Linked DNA regions of Mus musculus: region 1 is linked to region 2. A link is a contact called in ENCODE Hi-C or POLR2A ChIA-PET data. All regions are on one chromosome and are shown on one strand. The core of a region is the stretch at or near the end of the contact, and the rest is flanking DNA. Distances in the headings are between cores, read along the strand shown.

Region 1 (4,076 bases), core at 92-2,591, 61 kb after region 2:
CTTAAGATAAGAGAAAGTAAAATCTCTAAGCTTACTGGGGAGTCTGTGCTCCAAGATGCCTCAAAAGGTGTATATAATAAGATCCTCTAGCAAGTTGGAAGACGTCCCGGGAACTGAAGAGATATTCGTTTAGTTTAACCTGGCTTTTGTAGCCTGCTCCGTGTATGTGCAGGTGTGCATGTGTGCATGTGTGCATTTGCCTGAGTGTGTGGACTCCAGAGGTGGACATCATGGGTCTTCTTCTATTGCTCACTAGCTTACACGTCTGAGACAAGATCTCTCATTGAACTTGAAGGTCACTATTTCTGCTAGGCTATTGGCTGAAATATTGACTATATCACTATTGGCTAGCCAGGGAGTCCCCAGAATCTGCCCATCTCTTCCTCCCAGGGCTAGGGAAACAGAGTCTGTAATCTCAGCTTTTACATGAATGCTGGAGAATCTGAGATCAGGTCCTCAGCCTTGTGTAGCAAGCACCTTATGCACTACAGCACACATTGGTTTCAGTCTTTGGACATTCCTCCCATGAATACAATGTATTTAGATCACATCTACCCTCTATTCCCCATCCAACTCTTTCTCAACCACGCCCTATCTCCCCCCAACTCTTGGTCTTCCTTTGTTTTCACTGAGTTCAGTTGGTGTTGCCCATACGCACACGGATGTCGGGCCATCCACTGGAGCATGTGTCACCTACTGGGGCCACAACCCTGCAGAATGTTGGCTCTCTCTCCTCCAGCAGCCACCAACTGCCATCAGCTCCTCAATGGAGCCTCCTGAGCCTCTCCCTTCCATGCAGGAATGTTACCCGGCTTGATCTTGCTAGAACACACTTATCGGTACAGCTTAATAGAATCAACAGAGTGATGGCATTCATTAAAACGTTATTGATAATGAAAGGTCAAGAAGGTTTCTAATCAGCCATGTCTTGTGACTTTTTGCTTTACCAAGGGCAGGTTCATGGCCAGCTTGAAGACAGACTCCTTTTGTAAATGTGTATTCGTTTCAAATGCACACGTTAAAAACACAGTTTAAAGCAGCATCAAATGGCCAAAGTTATAGAGTGTGGCTTAGCATTGGATTCAGATTAATCTCTATCTAGCATCACACACACACACACACACACACACACACACACACACACACACACACACACGAGTTTTAAATTTAAATTTAACAAATGACAGCCACATCAGCAAGTTGCATCACACCCCCCCCCATCCCCACCCCGCTTCGTTAATAGGCAGTTTTTCTCCTAGGAACTCCATAGGCATAGAATCTTTCAGACACGGAGACTTTGTTCCAGGAGTGTACTTTCCCAAGAGCGCTTCCAAACCCAGCAGGCCCAAGAGGCACATACTGGCCCTAGGCCAGTCTGCCAACCACCAAAGATGGTTCCCGGCAACCTTCAGCTGCTGGCTAGAGTGTTGACAGGCTCCCGAGAAGAAAGACCAAGCTGTTAACAGGAATCCACAGCAGAGGTAGCCAGGAGTCAGCTCGCTCATGTTTCCCGGTCCGTCTGTCTTCTAATACTTCCTCTTTCCCAAACAATCCTATTACATGCAGGCTTTCTGCTGAAACTGTTCCAGCACGGGTTGCTTTCCTCCTGTTCCTCACTGATTCAAACAAGAGCTCAAAGGTGCTTTAAGGAAGTGGATGGAGTCAGTGGGCTCTGGCAGTAGCCAGCTCTCTGGCTTTGCAGGCACAAGGCAGCACGGTGTGCAGAGACATCTGGTGTATCTTCCAACCTCTGACTCAATCATGTCTTTGAGGACTCACTGGGAAATCTACCATCTATGCTGTGGACAGGCATGTGGGAAACCCTGCAGTCTACAAACCATTTCAGCTTTGCTTTCTTATAAACACTGTTCTGTTTCTAAAAGCATCCTCGATCTATGCCTGTTTTGATGGCTTAAAGGACATTGGCGCATTGATTAATGCTTAATGCTAGGTCTGACTGTGGGCTCCTGTCACTTTGGCATTGGGAGATTGAGAGAGGTTGACCCCAAGAGCTCACTAACCTTCTGGCCTTATGAGATATGAGATTAGCAACCCTGAAGTTCAACAGGATTATCCTGTCTCAAGATGGAGAACTGTGGAGAAAGACATCCTTCTTCCTGCTCTGGCCTCCCAGGGCCCAGCTTGCTTATACCTGCATGCCTGTAGAGGTACATGCATGCAATACACACACACACACACACACACACACACACACACACACACACACACACACACGGAATAAAGCTCTGAATGTGTTCCCTAAAAGGCTGGGAAGCATGGAGAGAGGACAGAGAAAAGGAAGGGAGAAGGAAGGAAGGAAGGAAGGGAGGAAGGGAGGGAGGGAGGGAGGGAGGGAGGGAGGGAGGGAGAGAAGGGAGGGAGAGAGGAAGGAAGGAAGGAAGGAAGGAAGGAAGGAAGGAAGGAAGGAAGGAAGGAAGGAAGGAAGGAAGGAAGGAAGGAAGGAAGATGATGAAGAAGAGGAAGAGAAAAAGAAAGAGCAGGCAGTGACCCAGGCAATTGTTGACAGAAACACCAGCTGACATATGATTTTCTTCTGCAACAATGAAACCTGTTGACATTTCCCAGAGACAAGTGTCTGCAGGGGAACAGGAGCTTCTATGGCTGGAAATCCTGCACCCACAGTCTGGAAGCAGAAAGTGGAGAAAACTGGCTTTCTTCTTCTTATCCAGCCTAGAGCCCCAGCCCACTAAATGGTCCTATGCACATTTAGGATAGCTCTTCCCACCCCTGTGGGCATATCCTCAGTCCCATACTTCCTCCAAGCAGCCTTCCACTTCCTACAGTAGTCTACTTCCTGCCAATGGTCTATTCAAAATTCAATCGATGGATTAATAGTTATTAGGTCAAAGACATTATGATCCGGGTATCTCTGCATGTGATCTCACAGACACAGCCAGAGATGCTCTTTGCCAGTCCAGGTGGTCCTCAGCTGAGTCAAGAGTACAAGAAGAACCATCAACACAAAGGAGCTTAACAGTATCCCTGAATCCCTGGTAACCTGGTAACAGTGTAACAATGGCTTTGTGCGGAAAGAATTGGTTTTGAGAGAAATATGGGAAGGTTGGGTAATTGAATCTTGACATATCATCTGCTTTACTTTAACACAGCGGCTTTGATCCCACCCTCATTCTTCTCTGTTGGACAAGGATAAGACTTGTCAGCTGCGGTGGCTGAGTGATGTCAGAGCTATGTCAGCCCAGCCAGATCTCAGTGAGCGTTTCAGTGATGTGAAAAGTCCCCTTTGGCTTTTACAACAATTCCCTCTTTTCACTGAGTCCAAAGGACAGAAAGACCTCGGTAGGAGAGTTTGAAAATGTTAAATACTGATCATTTTATCCAAGTTTGCTCACCATCAAATGTCCAGATGCTACAGTTGTCTGTCCTCTTGGTGTCTTCAGTGTGACGTCGGGAAATTGCAGAACTGTGGTCCAAAGCCAGTGATTTGACCTCTAGGAGCATGGGTGGTATAATAGGAAGTTGCAAACCATTACCTATTTTACAAAACTTTTGTCCAAATGGTATTTTTTTTTTTTAGCTTGCACAGGATAACTCTAATGTTTTCTTTGGAAAGGAGTTTATTATGTCCGTTTAGTAATGCTGATTGTCTTGTGCCAGGTGGAACTCATGTTCTCTTTGGCAACCATACTTTTTTTTAAGTTATTTAAATTTAGATTGTATGTGTGTGATGTTTTATCGGCATGGACTTGAGAGTCTAGTGTCCGAAGAGGTCAGAAAAGGACATCAGATTTTTGGAACAGAAGTTACAGGTGAGTTGTCATATGGGTGCTGGGAATTGAACCCTGGTCTTTGGCAAGAAAAACCAGAGCTCTTAACTTCTGAGCTATCTCTCCAGACTATCTCAACATCTTAACATATATTAGTGTTAGCAGGGGTCAGAAGCAACCATTAGGTTCCCAGAAGGAGGAGTTACAAGCAATTGTGAGCTGCCTGACATGGACAATGGGATTTGAACTAGCATTCTCTGGAAAAACCACAAAAGCTTTTCCATATCTCTATATCCCATCCATTTGTAATAAATTACAAATAAAAAAAAA
Region 2 (4,044 bases), core at 1,357-3,856:
GCTCTATAACTATTCTCCTTTTATCTCACACAAAGAATTCAAGGGAAAAATATTATCACTTTAGTATCGCTGAGATACACAATCAGGTGTAGAATTACTGGTTTTTGACAAGCCTACAAATAAGAAAAATAAAAACCTAATAACATAATAAAGTGAAAGGCAAGAAGAGACTTGCATCCAAGTCCTGAAAAGGGGGTGGTTCCACAGCTTGTAAGCAAATCTCACGTTTGGTCTGTGAAGCTTGGAAACAAAAGAATTCATCATTCCCAGCTTTTTCTGTTCAAGATGATATCCCGGTAGACCCTAGAATCTCAATACTGGGCACAGAAGGTTGGAAAGTGGAGGGTCTAAGCTGTCCAGACAAGCCACCACCCAAGTGACTGTTGGTAAGTCACCCGTCCAGTCTCTGCTTCCTCATTAAGGTCTGACCGCAGCCTGATACTGGATGACTGGTCAGTTGGCTCCAGCTCCCCCACTCAACTTTATTCACCCAGATATCCAGAGTCACCCCCAGCAGAACTGTGGACTCCAAAGTGTTCTGGGTTTGTCATCTTAGTTTATTACTGCTTGCTCATGAAGCTTCTGGGAGACAATGAAAACATGCCAGAAAGATATTCCTGAAGCTACTGTCACTTGCTCAGGATGACTAAAAGAGTCAAGATAATAATTTCAGTTACAAGATTATAACTTATCTAATACTTAAATCAGTTAAAAATTCCCAATGTCAATGATTTCATATAAGTAATTTCTCGTGGTAGGCAGCAGACATAAAGCATGGCCAACATCAGGTGACCAACTATGTATGATAAAGTTGACATTTGGGCCTGATCAGTCTTTCACATAGGCGGCTGTGAGCCTAGGAATGTTTAGTGACATCCTTGGAAGGGCCACCAGATGTCTGTACTGACAGGACTCCTAAAAGAGGTGGCCATTCGAAGATGTCTCTACGTGCTTTTCTAGATAAGGTCCCCTCCCCAGTCAGTAGAGAACAACCACATTCCAGGATCTAAAGAGGAACTCTCGGGTTTACTAAGTTTACATGGCCCTCTTCCCCCTACCCCCCAGCTTAAAAACCAACTTAAGCTCTAAGCAGGAGACGGGACCAAGCTGCTGTTTCTTGGATATGAAAATATAAACAAAAGACCTACAAAGCTTCCCCTCACAGGTCTACTGTGAGCAAGGCAAACTCCTCACACAGGCTACTTCTCTACCAACACCAGGGGTACAAGGGAGCAGCACAGAGGGCGGAGGAAGCAGGATATGAGACAGGCAGGTGGAGGAGGTTCCAGGAGCAAGAGATCCTGCAGGTAAGAAGAGGTGACCACCTCGGGGGCAGCCGGCCACCAACTCGGAGTTGGGCCGTCGCTGGGCCTCCCGATGCCGGTGCCCGCGCCGGGCTCCCGCCACGCCCACTGAACGTCACCCGTTACACAACGCCCCCCCACCCAGCTTATGCAATTCTGCCCTCCCGCGGCTTCTAATTGCCCCGGTGACTTTAGTGCACGACCAAGGTAGACACGGTATCCCCCGAGCTCCCGCCAAGCCCGGGGATGCTCGCCCCCACCCCGGCTGGGGCTCCCGGCCAGAGTACTGAGGGAAGCCTGCGGCCCCCACCCACCCCGCGCCCAAGCTCCGCGGCCCCAGGTCCCCGCTGGGCGCGCGCACGAGGGAACCTCGCATCCGCGCCCCTCCCCGCGCCGCGTCACTTGCAGCTCCCAGGCGATCCCCACCGTGACCGAAGCACCCCGGGGCGCCGCCCCCTCCCACACTCGTGATCCCCGCTCGCCCGGCCCCACACCGCAGCCCCGCATCACCTGCTCGCAGGGCGTCGCAGGCGGCGGCCAGGGCCTCCCGGTAGCGCCCTTCGTGCAGCAGTTCCCCGAGGCGGCCGGCCGCCCGCGCGCGCTCGCGCTGGCCCGGGAACCACTTCTCCGCCAGGTGGTTGAGCACGACGCTGGTTCGGAAGTCGGCGATGGCGGCGGCCAGGGGCGGCGGCCGCGGGGTCCCCTCCGAGGCGGCGGCGGCGGGTGGCAGGCGGTCCCGGCACAGGCGGCAGCGGGCGCGCAGCTCCCTCCGTAGGCAACGGCGGCAGTAGCTGTGGCCGCACGGCACGGTCACCGGCTCGCTTAGGAAGCCCCGGCAGCTCAGGCAGCTGAGCAGCCCGGCCGCGCCCGCCGCGGGTGCCGCGCTCCAGCGCAGCCCGTGGCGGAGCCGGTAGCTGAACACCAGGCAGTCCACTAGCGACCCGAGGCGCTCGGGCCTGGCCGGGGCCCCGCGGCGCAGCGCAGCCGCGAACGCCTCCAGCGCTCCCTTCAGGTGGCCGCCCAGCGCCAGCAGCTCTCCGCGGCGGAGCAGAAGCTCCCAGCGCCCCGACTCCGCGCCCGCGCGCTCCAACCGCTCGCCGCCGCCGCCCACTTCCCACGGCCCGTTCCGGCTCCGCGGTCCGCCGGACGCCTCCCGATTCCCGCCCGGGGACGCCCTCGCCACGGCCGGAGAAGACATGGCCCGCACAGGGCTGCTCTGCCGCCGCCGCCCGCCGCCACGGTCCGGGAACCTCCGGGGCGCGCGGCTCCGCACGCGGCCGGCGAGCAGGGGGGCGTGGCGCGCGGACATGGCGGGGCGGCGCGCGCCCGGGGAGCCCCTGGGGGCGGGGCCTACAGAGGAGGGGCGAGGCTTAGCGAGGCGGAGCGGGGCGGGCCTTGGCTTCTGCGCCCGGCCTCCCGACATGCGGCCGGCCTCCTAGTTCACCAGAGCTGGCCGGCTGGTCCCGCCCTTTCTGAGCCCCTCCTGGAGAGGGACGTGAGATCAGATGATCCCCAGCGGGGATCTAATTGGCTTCTCTGACGAGGAGGGCTTGGCTCGTGACTGAACAAAGCCCGAAGTCTCCTGGGCGGCCTTCGAGCTGACACCTCTTGTAACCGAGGTCCATCCCCAGGCCTATAACTTGGGCGCTGTGCAGTTCGTATGTGCACCAGCAGTGCTGTGACCCCAAACCTGCAGCACCTGAGTAGGTACTCCGACTCCTCCTGGCCATAGAAAGGAAACTTTGGGTGGGTCTAGATGCCCTGGGTTACGGCCGGCCAGAACAGGCAAAGGGATTGTGAATGCACGGTGTGATTACTTTGAGACTTAAAACTGAAATCTGCCAACTTTATACACACACACATTCCACGTCCAGAGACCACTTCCTTTGGTTAGTGCTGACTTGTGATAAAGTTTATTAAGAGTTCAAACGAAGAAATGAACTGTCCAAAAGAAGCCCGATACTTTGTGAGTGACCTTTAAATTTTAATTTAAAAAGTGCAATACACCAACCCCCCCCATTAAACTATTAAATAAACAAAGCACACCTTAGAGAGTGAAAGTCTCCAGGTTCCTCAGATGGGCTCCACAACCTTCATACACACGAACCCACAGTTGCTTAAAGGTTTTTAAATGAGAATATAGAAGAAAAACATTTTCCCTGTGGCAGAAACCAGATCACTACAATGCAAGCATTCCGCAGCTTTGTCGACTGAAGACAGTTTGGCTCGTATGTAATGGATTCTAGTTCCTTTAAATGTGACAGCATCCAGTTTAATATTCTCAATGGAAATATTTATAGGTTTGATTACAGAGTACTGGGTGGAAAATGTAGGAAGAGATTTAAGGCTTTTGGTTCTTTTTCAAATACTTGGTAACAGGAAAGGAAATATATTTGTCTGAAATCATACAGTCAGTATTACAAAGAGATTTTAAGATCTTCTCACGGTGATAATATCGTATATAATGTTTAATCAACAGTTATCTTTCTTCAATTTTTTTTACACGAGGTCTGCAAACACACGAGATCCTGCTTACACAGAACAGGTGACAAAGGTTTGAAAGCGTCTTTCTGCTACACAATAAGCAAACCTCAGAAAAGAAAGAGGGCACAGGAACAAAGGGCTAGAGAAAGAAGAGTTGACTTAAAAACAAAAGCAAAATCCCGGGCTCCTGTTCCAGACAGTCCGGAAGCAAGGTGCAGCCAGGCAGGGAGCACCTCCTTCTCATCTGGGGAGCACG

The links. Hi-C counts contacts between places; a loop is a spot of excess contacts on that map. ChIA-PET counts read pairs that join two places held with the same protein, here RNA polymerase II (POLR2A).
Region 1: a loop to region 2 is called in a map of left cerebral cortex, with 2.3 times the contacts of the local background. The contact joins the enhancer-like site here to the promoter of Lonrf1 in region 2. A Hi-C loop is called at or near these places in 7 of 37 maps with a recorded cell type or tissue (T-helper 17 cell, gastrocnemius, heart and 1 more). POLR2A ChIA-PET finds 5 or more read pairs at or near these places in 1 of 5 experiments (Patski).

Annotation. Positions count from the first base shown.
Region 1 is chr8:36,308,735-36,312,810 of GRCm38, forward strand. The region is part of intron 1 of Gm35712 (a long non-coding RNA gene); the gene reads left to right. Among named protein-coding and RNA genes, the nearest start is that of Lonrf1, 61 kb to the left of the region's middle. Within about 2 kb of position 1,342, at least 1 of the 3 ENCODE cell types and tissues checked has a DNase peak (open chromatin) inside an H3K27ac peak, as active enhancers do; it is heart, where a contact is called at or near this core.
Region 2 is chr8:36,246,753-36,250,796 of GRCm38, forward strand. It overlaps Lonrf1 (LON peptidase N-terminal domain and ring finger 1), which reads right to left and starts at 2,607. Exons shown (of 12, transcript NM_001081150.2): 1 at 1,815-2,607. The coding sequence starts at 2,502. Gm35712 (a long non-coding RNA gene) reads left to right here and starts at 1,154. Exons shown (of 4, transcript XR_870368.3): 1 at 1,154-1,307.